Linked DNA regions of Homo sapiens: region 2 is linked to region 1. Evidence: chromatin loops called from intact Hi-C (ENCODE). Cell type or tissue: K562. All regions are shown on one strand.

Evidence for each region. Hi-C counts contacts between places; a loop is a spot of excess contacts. Peaks named below come from ENCODE experiments on the same cell type or tissue, not always from the same donor. Only the 100,000 strongest peaks of a DNase experiment are listed, where the experiment ranks them.
Region 2: it touches region 1 in a loop (2.8-fold over the local background); 27 of 110 quality-filtered maps call a loop at or near these places.

The regions. Positions count from the first base shown.
Region 1 is chr11:44,136,321-44,144,320 of GRCh38, reverse strand. The region is part of intron 7 of EXT2 (exostosin glycosyltransferase 2); the gene reads right to left. Among named protein-coding and RNA genes, the nearest start is that of EXT2, 45 kb to the right of the region's middle. In K562, no CTCF peak of the experiment used is centred here; a DNase peak (open chromatin) is centred at 4,480.
Region 2 is chr11:44,266,776-44,274,775 of GRCh38, reverse strand. It overlaps ALX4 (ALX homeobox 4), which reads left to right. Exons shown (of 4, transcript NM_021926.4): 3 at 7,154-7,282. Among named protein-coding and RNA genes, the nearest start is that of ALX4, 39 kb to the left of the region's middle. RefSeq lists an enhancer at 2,562-6,399. In K562, no CTCF peak of the experiment used is centred here; DNase peaks (open chromatin) are centred at 3,885, 4,535, 6,265, 6,875 and 1 weaker place; H3K4me3 peaks cover 352 bases.

The DNA.
Region 1 (8,000 bases):
CTAGGCCAGATCAGGGAGTTCATTTGGTGATTAGCAGCTGACCAGTTCTCTCTCCTGGCTGGTTCCATGAAGAGCTGAAAGGTGAATTGGAAACCTTTAATCAAGATGTGTCATCAAAAATAAATAAATAAGAGCACAACTTGGGTCAACTAGCTATAAAGGAATCTGCCTGGGGCGAGATTTTCCATGTTTGCTATGCTAAAACCAGGAGAAAGAAAGCGTAAGTTTGTTTGATTAGAGAAAGCAAATCTAAAACAAGCCTCACTCCAACCAGGCACACTTGAAAGACCTGCTCCTTTTAATTAAAACACACACACAAACACAACACATGAAGGGAGTAAGACGGGAGAAATCAAAAGCTCACTTTATCCCCAATGCTGCTATCATGACAGCCATGTTAGCGTGACGTTCTCTACTCTATTTTCTTTCCCACATAGCAATGATTCCGGAGAACACCAAGGAGACACTCTCTGGCAGGTTTTCCTTTTGGCCATGAATACTAACTCAGCAGTCAGGTAGCACAGCAGCCCTGTCCACTATTATTACTACACATTCCTGGAAAAATGACATTGAGAATCGTGTAGGTCCAATACCATCTATCACTGCTGCACCTGACCAGAGGCACATGAGTCCTCTATGAACTGCTTGCTGGTAGAAAGCCCCATCTTCTGATTAAGGGTTATAGGGACAAGCTCTGCTGGTGATTCCGAGGGAAGACCCCTGTGTATGTTTCCCAAATTGAGACTCTTGAAAAGAGGGAGCTACACTTGCTATGTCAGTGGCTCTCACTTTTTCTCCTTGCCCCTTCTCATCTGAAGGACGACAAACACCTATGAGTAGGAGTAACTGTGGTTTGTTATGGCAGGGACTCTCAAGACAGATTCATGTCCCAAGCCCCCAGCCCAGAAAGCCTACAAGAGTGGGAGGAGTAGGAGTGATATGTGAAGTTTGAAAATTCCCCCAGGGAATCATATCCCTCTCACATCTCACAGTTAAAAGTTGCTACTGGAGAAGATTAGACAGTTGAACTCCTTCTCTTCTATAGTTTCTAATCTGGAAGTATTTCCAAGGCCAGGTGTGATGGCTCATGCCTGTAATCCCAGCACTCTGGGAGGCCAAGGCAGGTGGATCACCTGAAGTCAGGAGTTCAAGACCTGCCTGGTCAACATAGTGAAACCCTGTCTCTACTAAAAATACAAAAATTAGCCAGGTGTGGTGGTGCACACCTGTAATCCCAGCTATTCGGAAGGCTGAGGCAGGAGAATCGCTCGAACCTGGGAGGCAGAAGTTGCAGTGAGCCCAGATTGCGCCACTGCACTCCAGCCTAGGCGACAGAGTAAGACTCTATTTCAAAAAATTTAAGTAAATAAATGAAAGTATTTCCAAAGATTATATATCTGATATATCATATGTGAATTCATTTATAGCTTGCTAGGCAAAGAGATTCGGGAGGAATCATGATTTGGAGTTATTCTAAGCTGAAGGGAGCAGGATCAGGTCTAATATTCCCTATGCACTGCTTCACAGTCATGAGCATGTTACTCAGACCCTTCAGTGTATCACTGGCCTGTAGGTCTCCTCATTCCCATCAAATGCCAGAATACCACACTGCTGCCCTCAACCATAGTCTGCAGCTTAAAACCAAAGGAAAAACTCAAAGGTCTTCCTAAAATATAAATAATACATGTATAAGATCATTAAATCCTGATCAAATTAACCTGAAACTTTAAAAAAGTTCAGTATAGATAGACTTCAAACATTTGGAAAAAAACCACTTGTCCCTCTTCATAAGAAAGTATTGGAATCTGAAGGAACAAGCAAACTGTTTTCCTGCTATTAAACTCCTTATCAAAATGGGCAGTAACTACCCACTGAAATATAACAAATTAGCCTTTAAGTTACCGGTAGAAAAATAACTATATTGCCAGAAATGGCTTAAGTGGAGCTATCTTGTACTCTGAGTGAAGATAAAGAAATAAATATATGTGACTGTTGTCTAAACATTCCCAAGAACAGTAGCACAGAATTATAAGATGAATTGTGCTATTATAAAACTATAAATTATGCCATGCCAAAAATAATTAGGCAACTCCAAATTCTCTCAGCCTCTGCAATGCTTAAGGAGACAGAATATATGTAAGTATATAGTAAGTTATTTTAATATTTATAAATAGAGACAGAAATCCTATGTTTCTGTTGTTGCCAATATTTGTAGCATGTTAGCCATCTACATACTAAATTCAGGCAAATAAACAAAATGACTTATTTTATTAATCAGTTTAACCCTTATTTGAAGGTTTGAAAACACTGAGTTCTCTACCAAACACATTGACACTTGATACTTTACAAGTTATTGTATTGTAAACCTAGATATTTGTCTAAGTAGGTACGGCATGAATTCATAAACCTGCACTTCGCTTCCTGTAATGATCATTATTTCTCAGAAATATTTGTCAAATAGTCCCACCCTGTGGGAAACCAGCCCCAAGTAATCAGAGATTTCTTACATAGGCTGCAAATTAACATTTAACACTTTTATTAGGGAGGCTATTTCCTAAAGCAATATCCCATATTGGGGATTCATGACAAGGGATTAAACCGATGGTTAACTTTAGAGACTATTCTCCAACAAATGCCCAAGGAGGAAAGTGTGACCATTTTACCCGCCACCTTCAAAAGGCTATGTAATGAAGATTGTTCATGATCATAAATTTACTGACAACTTTCAACATACTTAAAAGTTGTTTAGTTTGTTAAGAGTATAGTATAAGCAATAACACCCAGTTCACTGTCCTAAATTAAACTTAACTAATTAGATGATATCAACTTAGTCATCAGAAAAGTATGGAAAAGTGATTCTACCACTTTGGAGTTTGGGGCATTTTGCTTTGTTTTGCTGCTCATTTGGTTTTTGTACAATTACAGTTGGTCCCTTGTATTTGCGGTTCTGTATCTGTGGTTCCACATCCATGGATTCAACCAATCACAGATCAAAAATATTCGGAAAAAAAACTGTGCCTGTACTGAACATACATAAAATTTTCTTCCTTTCACTTATTCCCTAAACAATACAGTATAATAACTATCTGCACAGCATTTACATTGTATTAGGAAGTATAATTAATCTAGGGGTAATTTAAAGTATAAGGGAGGATATACATAGGTCATATGCAAATACTATGCCATTTTGTAGCAGAGACTTGAGCATCCTTGAGTTCTGGTATCTGCAGGAGGTCCTGGAACCAATCCCCCACAGATACTGAGGGATGACTGTACTCTTCCCCACAACAGCTACACGAGTAATAAAATGAATCAGTATATTTTATTATTTGTTCAATGACAATCCAAGATCAACAGCTATATATGTTTGACTAACTTACTATAAAAATTCTTGCTTTTGCCTCAACCTCAAGTTAAATGACTATTTTAAATGGAACACACTTGCAAAACTGCTCATGTCCACTTGAAAAAGGAAAAATAACATGTTTGTGCCAAAAAGCTGTATACAGAGTAGTTAGAAATATATATGCCCATTGGATTTTGCTTATCACTACTAACCTCTTCCTAAAAGCTTTAGTTAGAAGAAGAGCAGGAAGATATAAAGTACATTCTAAGGGCTTATTCTACCCATCCATCCCCCTTTGGAAGTCAAAGTTGGAAGGTTTAAAGGAGAAGGAGAGTAAGGATGCTCTTTTTAAAATGCCTGGAAAAACATTCTGGGCAGGAGATGCCAAAGATTTTGAAGCTCCCATCAAACCACTGGCCTTGATCCAGGTAATGGTTTTTCCTTCCCCTCAGCTGTCTGCTGCAGTTTTCCAGCAAAGAAAGAAAGAAAAGTGGTAGGATAGAGGCAGGAGCAGCCTCTAGTCTACTTCTCTATAACAGAGAGGGTAAAAAGGGCCAAGCATCGCAGGCTGACATTTATGGAGGGCCTGGTGTTTCCATGAAACTCTCTGGGAGGATTATTGAGGGTTAACAGTCTGTTCTAAAAGGGTCAGCAAAGCAGACTGATGAAAGTCCCTTTAAATTCGATAACAGTGATGCTGCGGAGGCAGAGACAGCAGGCTGGAGCTGGCAAAGACACGCAAGCAGAGGTCCAGCCAGTCAGACTGCCTTTAGGAAAAAATTCATTGCAAACCTGGCCACCCTAACCCTTCAAGTTGCCCAACTCACTTGCTGAAGCGTGAAAGCACAAACTGCCAGTGGAATGGCATTTCTAATCTTGGGATAAAAATAAAAGCCCTTGGAAAACCCTCTTTTGCCTAACCCTTCCTGCCCTGCCCCTACCAGTGGCCAACGGCGAGGTTCCGGACCTGCAAAGGTTAATTATCTTGCTAGTCTTTCACCTCTGCACCACTGCCCCACCACCCAATCCCTTCTGCCTGGCATTTTTCTTCAATTTTAATATCAGAAGTTTCACACGCCTGCCTGAGCTCCTGGACTCAGCAGAAAGGCCCATATAGCTGTCAGCAAACTGATAAGGACTTTAAAATGACTCCACAGGGCCTCTTTATAAAGAAGAGCCAAAGAAGCCCATAAAGAAAAGGGCAGGGGCCACGGAAACCAGCCGCTCACACTGTTTTAACGTGGCATTAAAATGAGCTGCAGATTTATGGGAGTGCTTTAGCCCCTGGCCCAAATCATGTGGGAGATGAAGCTCGTCTCCCCTTTCCAGCGGGATTTCCAATAGGGGATGGAGCTGGCTAGAAAGAAATGGGGGAAGGGAGGCAGAGGCAGCAAAATGGGGAGAAGAGGAAAAGTGAAGAGGCAGAGGGCACCATGAAAATCAGATATCAGAACTCATTCTCCTTTCTGCAGGATGTGAACAGCTATTTCTAAAAGGTATGTGACCAGTCCTCCTAAATTCACATAAAAATGTCCTTTATTTTTAGCTTATACTTACTAGACTGTAGCTCCTCAGCTGTTTACCACTCAAACATCTATTCTGATTCTAACTTTCCTCTACAAGTTTTTTTAATTAAAAAAATGGATAAAATTATGATCAGGCAAAGAAAAGATTAGAAGGGGGAAAAGGCTCAGTACCATTTTTTTTTCCATTGGAAAGGGGAAAGAAAGCAATAATACTTTATCCAAATGTGCCAATGAATTAAAAAAAAAAAAAGGTCAGCTAAAGAGTCACTGATTTTTATCTCCCTACAAGTCATTCTGATCCTCACACACACACGCAAAAAAAAAAAAAGGAGAGAGAGAGAAGTAAGCCTCTTCCATGCCAAGATGTAAAATGTACACCAGAACCCACAGGAATAAATTCTCTTTCGAGTTTCCAAGCCCAGAAGCAAATGCATAATACATCAGTAGTTGTAACTTACTGTGGTTCTTTAAGACCACTCTGCATTCCTTGGAGGCTCCTTCTAATACTTAAATGCTGCCCCAGGAGGAGTTGTCCCAAATGACGGCCAGCATAGAGTGGGGGGCCAGAATCTACATGCTTTGAGTCAATCATCTCATTTAATCAATACAACTACTCCATACTATTATTAGCTCCACGTTATAGGTAAGAAAACAGAAGCTACAAAACTGGTACACACCCGGCAGAGCAGGACTCAAATTCAAGTCTCTCCAACTCACAGGCCCACTGGGCTTTCCAGTACCAACTTTCCTCAAACTTTCTGGACTGGGACCCACAGTAAGAAATACACAAATACATTTTATGCAACAACTCACTACTGGAACAAAAGCTACAGGAAATATTTACCCTTACTCTGTATAAAGCTCTCTAATAGTTTCCTATTATATTTCATTAAAAAAAAAATGCCAGTCGTGACCCACTGAATTGACTTCATGATCTGCTAATGAATCATTACCTTCGGTTTGGAAAATACTGCAGTACACCATGAAAAAAAAACAAATCATCAGACTGGGAGTCAGGAGACCTAGGTTCCAGCTGCAGACTAGGCCTAACAATTCATTCTCAAGATTACTGCAACTCTAGGGCTTACTTGTCACTTGTAAAATACAAGGAAAGGGTTGAATAATTTCTAAGGTCCCTTCCAGCTCTTTGATTTCTTTCCTAAATCTCTTCAATTATGTTCACTGCTTTCTCCTTGCCTCACAAATCTTTTCATTACCTTCCGCTTGTTAGTTACCGTCCTTCCCTTCAGTTCTCAACCAAGTTCTCTGTTGCTGGTATTCAAAGCTCTCCCCTGCCTCCCGTGCCTGTGCCACCAGATGCTCCTCTTACCTACTAGTCTCTCCACAGAACCTCCTGGTGGAAGTCAGTGCCCTGATGTTCACCCTCTCTATCTGAGGCTACCCAGTTGTGAAGATTCCTTTCACCTTCTGATCCACTCTGATCTTGAGGTCATTCCTGGCTCTCCTTAGCATAACTGAGTACACAGCACTCCTGGCCTTATAATTTATGTATTACTGAAAGTTCTCTTTCCAGCAACCTGAGGGCCTTTCTTAAAGACAGGATCTGTGCCCACCCTTTTTAAAATCTCCCTCAACATGCCAGTACAATACTAGGAACAAAGCAAGTCCTTAATCCATATTTATTTAACTGATTGCATTATGAAATTAAGGACCCTAATTCTCCTAAATTTAAAGAATGCTTAGGTGAGCTACTCTTAGAAAAGTCACCAAACCAATTAAAACTGGTATCACAATAAGATGAGTGACTATACTACACAGTCTAAATTCCACATACTACTCAACTGTATTTGCCTACAGACAAGACAGACCAAGGCTACCAGGGAAAGTAGCTTTATGGTCTCTCCATCTAGACTGTGAGAATTTAGATTTGCATTATGAAATTAGGGACCCTAATTCTCCTAAATTTAAAGAATGCTTTGGTGAGCTGCTCTTGGAAAAGTCACCAAACCAATTAAAACTGGCATCACAGTAAAACGGGTGACCTATACAGACTAAGATCCACATACTACTCAATTGTATTTGCCCACAGACAAGACAGACCAAGGCTGCCAGGGAAAGTAACTTTATGGTCTCTCCATCTGGACTGTGAGGATTTAGATCTCAGAAGCTATACAAAACAACTGCAAATCAGTCCAAACCTTAAAGACAGGAAAATTTATTTACAGGCCCTAGTGCATTGTAAATCTGAGACAGTTCTATTAAAATGCTTTTCTTGGCTTCCCATCATCAGATACTTGGTAAAAGTCTTTTTCCAACAAGCTTCTTAATAACAAAGTTGAAAAAAATAGTTAAACACATAAAAATGGTCTTCTTTAAGAATTCCAATTAAATGAGACCTTATTTTATGCTGCTTTAAACAACACATGTTGACCACTTTCCTTCACAATAGGGATATACATACTAGGAAAATTCAAACAGAATATAGAGTGCTACTGAAAAAAAAAAACTGTGAAATTTAAAATATCCCACAAAATGATTACACCCATTACCAAGGCTCTCCCATTGGCCAAAGAGCCTCCCTTTGTATTAGAACCATGGTTGTCTACTTCACAGGAAGAACTCCAGGGATCAGGTCAATGTGCACTGTTTAAGGGAAGCAGCCAGTAACTGTTTAAGGGCAAGTACAAAAGCAGAGACCACGAAACACAGCTTGGAGTGGCATGTCAGGACTGGAGAGGGGAGGAGGAGGGGCAGGGAATATTTGGCATTTTTTAAAAAGCCCCAAGAGTCCAGTTTATGTATACTTCTTAAAATCCTCAATTTCACAGTGGCGGTGCAGGGTGGATAAGAATGGTAGACATTATAACACTGATACTGGAAATTAGAGTGAAACCTTTTCCACATTCCTCATAATATATTTCCAGGGCTGTGTCCAGTCCTAAATGTCTCAAGCAACCACTTTTTCAAGGAAGACTATTCAATAAGCACTTAGCTTGAATTGTTAGGAAGCTCATCCTGATTTTTACCCTCAATCCAGGCCACACAGCTCTGTGGTTTGAATGAAGTTGTAGGCAGCAGAACAGAGTGTGCTGCTTGTCTGTCCCTCACATGCTGTGTGGTCTTGGGAGGATTACTTTACGTCTCTTTATCCTTAGTTTCTTCACATA
Region 2 (8,000 bases), 130 kb before region 1:
ACCCAACCCAGTACAATACAGTGGAACCCAACACTCAACCCAACTCATTGCAACCCAACAGAACACAACCCAATAGAACTCAACTCAACACAACACAACACAGTGGAACTCAACACACTCAACCCAACTCAGTGCAACCCAACACAACACAACCCAATAGAACTCAACTCAACCCAGCACAACACAATGGAACTGAACACACTCAACCCAACTCAACCCATTCCAACACAACACAACCCAATATAACACATTCCAATGGAACTCAACCTAACACAACACAACACAATGGAACCTGACACACTCAACTCAACTCAGTGCAACCGAATAGAACTCAACCCAACCCAACACAACACAACCCAATAGAACTCAACTCAACCCAACACAACACAATGGAACTCAACATACTAAACCTAATGCAGCCCCTTCCAACACAACACAACCCAATATAACACATTCCAACAGAACTCAACCTAACACAACACAACACAATGGAACCTGACACACTCAACCCACTCAACACAACCCAATAGAACTCAACCCAACCCAACACAACAGAAGCAAACCAGCTCACCTTTTGTTACACTGTCCTATTTTATCTTCTTAAAAATTTTTTAAATTTTTTTTGTTTTCTTTTTAGAGACAGGGTCTCATTCTATCACCCAGGCTGGAGTGCAATAAGATGATTATAGCTCACTGCAGCCTCAAACTCCTAGGCTAAAGTGATCATCCCACCTCAACCTCCCAAAGTGCTAGAATTATAGGCATGAGCCACCATGCCTGGGCCCATTTTATCTTTTGGGTATTTTTGTTTATTTTTTTTAAAGAGACTGGGTCTCTCTCTGTCACCCAGCGTGGAGTACAGTGGTGTGATCATGGCTCACTGTAGCCTTAACTTCGTGGGCTCAATGGATCCTCCCGCCTCAGTTTCCTGAGTAGCTGGGACCACAGGCATACACCACCACGCCTGGGATAAGTTTTTTTATTTTTTGTAGAGATGGGGTCTTGCTTTGTTGTCCATGTTGGTCTCAAACTCCTGGCCTCAAGTAATCCCTCACCTCAGCCTCCCATACTGCTGGGATTATAGGCATGAGACACTGTGCCCAACTCCTATTTTGTCTTCTTTACAGGATTGTTGACTGGCTTACGTTATTTTACTTGTTTGTCCCCTCCTACTAAACTGTGATTTCCTTGAGATCAAGCACTGATTGTTCATCACTGTATTCCCACCAATTAGAGAAAGCCAAACGCAGAGCATCAAGTCTAAAAAATAAGTATCCGTGGATCAATCAACCCTTGTCCAGAGAGCTGTATCTGCCCCGACCAGCATGAATTCACAGCAAAGAAAGGATCAGAAAGAAAGAAAAGACCCATGAGTAGCCAAAATACAGGTGACAAAATTCACACACTCAAGTTTAAGTTTCAATTTAACACAAAATAAATGTCATAATCAGTCCGCTTTTCCAACCCAAAGCATGTTGGAAATAGCAAATAAAACGTTGCCACATAGCAGTTTTTCCCTCTCCAGTGGGCCAGAAAAATCAATAGCTTCAGAACAAAGAGAAATCTTTTTTTTTTTTTTTTTTTTAATCAGCAAAGCGCCATGCAGCTCAGTGGGCTGAGCCCTTCAATGTTAGGACAGAGATGCCCCAACCCTGCAATCCTCAGCAGGCCCCAGGGACTCTTGAATTAACTCATGAAAGCATCTTCAGCAGCATTGTTCTAAGGCATCAGTAAAAGATTCATCAGTTACAACCATTTTCTGTTTAAGAAGGCAGAGGCATCTCTAATAGAGTCTACAAACTTTTTTTCCAAAATGGCTAATGTGGAAAAGGACTAGTGGTTATCAGTAAATATGTAGCTGTTCAGAAACTGCAGCTACCAGAAGTGATGCTGAAGAGCTGCACGGTTGAGTTGCTGTAAGTTCCCTGAGGGCAGCCTGCCATTTTTTTTTTATTTTTTTATTTTTTGAGACAGGATCTCACTGTGTCACCCAGGTTGGAGTGCAGTGGTGTGATCTTGGCTCACTGCGGCCTCCACCTCCTGGGTTCAAGCGATTCTCATGCCTCAGCCTCCCAAGTAGCTGTGACTACAGGCATGCACCACTACACCCAGCTAATTTTTTTTATTTTTTGGTAGAGATGGAGGTTTCACCATGTTGGCCAGGTTGGTCTTGAACTCATGACCTCAAGTGGTGCACCTGCTTTGGTCTCCCAAAGTGCTGAGATTACAGGCGTGAGCCACCATGCCCAGCCCAGACTGCCTTTTTTTTTTTTAGACAGAGTCTTGTTCTGTCGCCCAGGCTGGAGTGCAGTGGTGCAATCTTGGCTCACTGCAACCTCTGCCTCCCGGGTTCAAGCGATTCTCCTGCCTCAGCCTCCTGAGTAGCTGGGATTACAGGTGTGCACCACCACACCCGGCTAATTTTTGTATATTTAATAGAGATGGGGTTTCACCATGTTGGTTGGCTGGTCTTCAACTCCTGACCTCAGGTGATCCACCACCTCAGCCTCCCAAAGTGCTGGGATTACAGGCATGAGCCACTGCACCTGGCAAGACTGCCATTTTATTCCCCTCCAGTGCCTAATGAATGTTTGATGAAGGATGACAGGGCAGCTGGGGCTTTCCTGTGAATCCAGAAGCCCTCACACACCCAGATCTCACTTGAATTTGGACAACCAGCCACTCACATGACCTTACATGCCTGAGTTTGGACAGGAATCCTAGCATCTAGCCTGATCTCCAGCAAATGGATTGGGGAGGACCCACAGGTGTAGGTAGAGAAAGGGGCATAGCTGGTTATGGGACAGCCCTGTAGGTGCTGTGTTGGTGTGGGATAAACCTGTTCCTTTTCTGTGCAGTATGTGTGTACATTTGTGTTTGCATATGTGGGTTGCATGCATGCTTCCTAACAAATATATGGGAGTGCCCGGGAGTAGAATTCACTAAGTACTGAAAGAAGAATGACGCCTTGAGTACAAAACATGAAAACAAAGGCGCACAGAGCATTTTTCAGTTGCCACCATACAACTAAAACAGAGTGTTCTCTGCACACACACATGCGCGCGCACACACACACACTTATACCTACTTCCAAAATGGAGTTGAGGTAGCTTACAATTAAAGATTTATTTGTTCAATCTAAAAACAAGAACAATGGCATGAAATGCAGAGGTAATGTGGTAAAAAAAAATTTAGGCTAAGGTTCATGGTTGCCATTGAGCACAAACTTCAACTTGGAGCTTCCTGGCAGCCAAGGCAGAAAGGGAAACTCTGACGTGCTGCATATCTTATCACCTAGTGGGAGGACCACAGAACTATAGAACGGTAGTGCTGGAAATGATCACCCCATCTTCCCATTTGATAGACGAGGAAGAAGAGGCCCATAGGTGGGAAGTCATAACCTGAAGTTAACAGCAGCCACTCAGTAGCAGCACTGCGACTGGAATCCGGGACTCCTGAGTCGCAGCCTAGTGCTTCTTTGACTTTAGTTTGCTGTACAAGGACACATGCCAGATTGTTCAGAGGCTTTTCTTTGTATAAAGGCAGCAGGGTGGGTGGGATCTTCATGTGCGTCAGACCTCTGGGTTGAGCCCTAAGCCTGGCAGTGCCCTGGGGGGGTAAGGGGGTGGTGATGGAACCCCCTGCCTGCCTCTGCTGTGTTTGTTCAGGGCCCATACTCAGCTGGTGGCAAGCCAGGTGCCTGGCGTAGAGTGGTGGTGGGGACAGGGACGGGGCAATGGGGGCCCCAAGATGGACTTTTCCTGGGAAGAAGCCTAGGGTTTGGCCCTGCTCCAGGGGGCTGCAGGGGCCTCTCTCTGCTGTCTGGGATTCCAATCTCTGCAGCTGGTGTCTGAAGACAATAAGACAGAGGCCTCCCCGCCCTGGGCCACCCCGCCCTGGCCCCAGATGGGCTGCGGTTAGCGAGGCCTCCGCCAAGACAGTTGGTTCCTTGCACAGCCCGGTCCTCGGGAGAGGCCTGTGCTGAGTGGGCCCAGGCTGGGGTGGTCCTGAGGTATGACATTCAGACCGGGAGAACAGTGGGGACCTCGTGGTTGGCTGTCCTCCTGGGGCTGCACAGTGGAGACAGGCCTGCGGTGCAGAGCTGGGAGGCACAGGAACGGGCGTGGGGGTTGGTGTGGCATCTGGAAGGGAGCTCTCGGAGCCCCTGGGGCGCCAGGGGTCAGAAATGGATGGACACTCCAAGCCTCAGGACCTGCAGATGTGAGCATAGAAGGGGTCGTGAGGATACCCTTGCTGCCTCCAATTTACTGGGGAGGATATTGAGGACCGGCCAGGCTCACCTAGCTCATGTCTGGATCTGGGCAGAAAAGCCAGAACTGGGTGCGCAGGGTAAGGCCCCAGGACAAAGGAACAGGAGAAGAAGGAGGGAGGAGGTGGGCAGCCCTGCTCCCACCGGTCGCTCACCCGCCTCTCACCATTTCCATCTTCAGCCCTCAAATAAATCCCTCAGCCTGACCTTCTTCCACTCCTGTTCCAAAGACGGTGCTAGCTCTGCTGGCCTCTCCCCCGCCTGGTCATCTGTCTTCCCCAGATAACCCACATCTCCTCCTCCCTCACACTCAGCTCCAGCGAGCCCGCGCCCCACATTCCACTCCCCCACATGGCTCCTCCCTCCACTCTAGACCCCTTTGCCAGGCGCTGGCCACCTCCTTCCCTCTTCGGGGTCCCTCCCCGCCCATCCCTGGATCCTCTGTTCCAGAGCCTGTAGGGACATCTTCCACTTCCACAGTCCCACCATGGGGACCTGGAACCCACAGAGACACAAGGAGAACCCCAACAGTCACAGTGACAAAAAGAAAAAGAGAAGCCATCTCTCTCCGTGCCTCCAGTGGCTTCTCCCCTCCCCCCAGCTTCCCCCACAGAAAACCCTGGGAGGCTGAGGAAGGAGCGGAAAGACGGAGCTAAGCCTGCAGGAAATTAAACATGAAATGAAAACAAGCTCCTCTGATTCATTCTCTCATCCTGGCCCCAGTCTCCCATCCCAGGCCACTGATAAAGAGGGATCCCATTTCAGCAGCACAGAGAGGAGACCCCATCTGTCCTTGGCTCCCAGTGGGCAGCCAGGGCCTGGACCCTAGGAATCCCTGGAGGAAAAGGGGCCCTGGGAGGCCAGGGCAGGGGCTGAGACCCCAAACTGGGGAGAGGGTCCGTTTCTAAGGAAGAGGCTTCTCCTCCCCCAGTCAATGTGTGTGCACACATGCACGTGCGTGTAGCCACACTAGTGGGTACACTCGTGCACGCACACACATGCTTAGGATTAGGGAGGGGAAAGTGAGTTGGTACAGGAGTGGAGAAACATAATAATGTACACCCCTGCTCACCCCCACCCTCCTCACAGTAACATGAGATACATCCCCATCTTCCTTGACCTCTTTCCTCTAGCAAAAGACAGTGAGAAAGGTCAGGAGCTGTAAAGAAACAAATGGGAAGTACTCTAAACATTCTTGGACTGCATTTCCCATCTATCTCCCCTGCTGCGACTATGAGGTACCATTCGCCATGCAGAAACTGAGGCCCTTGGCAATACCAGTGCTCCTATGAGCCTGTCCATTGGCCAGCTACACTGGATGCCCAAAGAGGCCAGGCAGCGTCTGTGAGGAAGCACGTCCACACCTCCTTCTCCCCTCCTCGCAGTGGTTCCTAGGAAGCTCAAAGGCTCTGAGGCAGAGGAATTTTGAGAGCTGACTCCTATATTTAGCTCAGCAGCTGCATTGGTCGTGATGGATGGAGAAATGTTTCCACCTGGAGAGCAGGGACTGGACCTCAGGAAAGTTGGCTTTCTTGATGCCTGGGCCTGGAAGGGCCTGGCAAGGCTCCTTATGGCTCTGCAGCTGAGGCTATTGTCATGGCTCTGTTCTCCCGGTCTGCAGCGTGCTGTCTGAGGTGTGCCCACTTGCATCTGAGTCTGCAAAGCCAGCAGACAAGTGCACATCAAGCTGGCAGAGGCCTCCCTCTGAGGAGCACCACGGTCCATCTCTGAATCAGCCTAAAGCCATTCCTGGCCTGGAAGCTGATCCCTCCTCACTCTCCCTCTCTCACCCACCCCGTCCCCATCACCCCTTCTCCAGATCCTAAGTCATGGGCCAGGGGTAGGGCAGCTCTTGCTCTTGAGCCTTGGGAAAGTTCTCAGCCTTCCAGAAATGCTCGTGCAAAGGAAAAGGACCCAATACTCCCCGTCACCAAAAACCCCAGTGCTCACAGCTGACTCAGAGACCTCCCCTCCCCCGTTGGGCTCCCAATCAGGCCAACATCCCATCCACTTGTGCTCAGTGACGGGTTGGCCTCCACTTCCTCTCACCATCAGGCCACGCTTCTACACAAGATTTTATAGCAACTGCCTCTACAGACAGCACCAAGGGAAAAACCCTTCACTTGGCAGTCAAGGCCCCCTGCGATCTGACTCTGTTTCTTTCTCTCCCACCGCTTCCTTCAAATTGACCTCTTTAGGTTTTTGGAGTATGCCTTGCTGTTTCTAAACCTAGGCCTTGGCTTTCCTCCTTTCAGCCAACCATTCAAGGCCCAGCTCCTGTCCCTCCTCCAGGAAGTCTTCCCTGACTGCCTCTGTTGCCCAGCAGAGCCCCTGTTCTCCCTTTAACACAGGGGAGTTCTGAGCTGGGAGACTGTCTCCAACAAGAAGGCTGCAGACAGGATGCAGGGAGGAAGGCATTGTGAATCTGGACCAATAAGCCTTAGAGAGCCATGAACCTTTTGGAAAACTGTGGCAAAACTGTGTGTGATTGTCTAGGAGAACACATCTGGAGGAGCATTTGTAGCTTTTATCAGCTTCTCCACAGGAGTCTGCTTAGATGACTGCTAAGATGACCAGTGACTTGTTTTATAGGTGGTGACACTTGGCTGCTCTAGATTCTCAAGCTTAGAAAAATAAAAGTTCTGGCTCAGGATCACGCCCATGGCTAGTGGGGGTAAGATACCTTCCCAGCTCAGAGTGGATGATTCTAGATTGTCAGCTCTTGAGGACAAAGACCAAGGTTGATATTTATGTGTGGCCGCACCGTTTCCCAAACGCACTGCAACTGATGGGGGGCTCAAGGGAACAGTTTGCACTGCCTGAAAGTGAGGCCTCCAGGCGGGCATCTCACCCTGGTGACAATGGCTTTTTCGCGTCTTGTAGGTCTGGTTCCAGAACCGAAGGGCCAAGTGGAGGAAGCGGGAGCGTTTTGGGCAGATGCAGCAGGTTCGAACCCACTTCTCCACTGCATATGAGCTGCCCCTCCTCACCCGAGCTGAGAACTACGCCCAGGTAAGTCCCGCCCTGAGCTGCCGCCACCGATCCCCAGCCCCTGGTGCTCTGAGAATGAGCCCCTTGGAGGAGAGCCCAGGCACCCCGAGATGACTTATGGCTCCAGGCTGCCCTTCCGTCTCATTCCAGGGGTGTGCCTGTTTATACCAGAGTGTGGGAGGCCCAGGGTTAATCTATCCAACTAATCATTGAACCAGGCTTGGCTGAACTTTAGGGAAGGGAAGGTTGGGGCAGTGAGAACGGCTCTTTCCTCCACTAGCTTTGGCCACTTTTGCTGTGGGCATCGGAACCAAGGCAGGCAGAAGGCCACCAGGCCCTCAGATACCGCTCGGAGGGTCTCTTCAGAAAGCGAGCTCTGAAATCTCCAGGACTCGTGGCCAAGTTGGAATGAGCTTGGGATTCTGAGTCCGGGGACTTAGGTTATCTTTCCAGCTCCAGGTCTTTCTCACTTTAGGCAAGTCTCAAATCTCTGAGCCTCAGTTTCTTCACCTGTACCTTGGACATGGTAAAAGCATCTGCTCAGCTCTGTTGTCAGGCAGTTGTAAGGTCTAAATTCAATCATGCAAAAGTATTTTGTGAATTGTACAGTTTCAAAAAGCTTGTGTGCCTGTGCTCAGCTTCTGGGGCCCTGTCCTCCCCTCCCCCCAGAGCATTTTCCCTAGGTGTCTGTCAGCCAGTCCCCTGTTCTAGTGTGAGATGCAAGGGATGAGAAGTATTG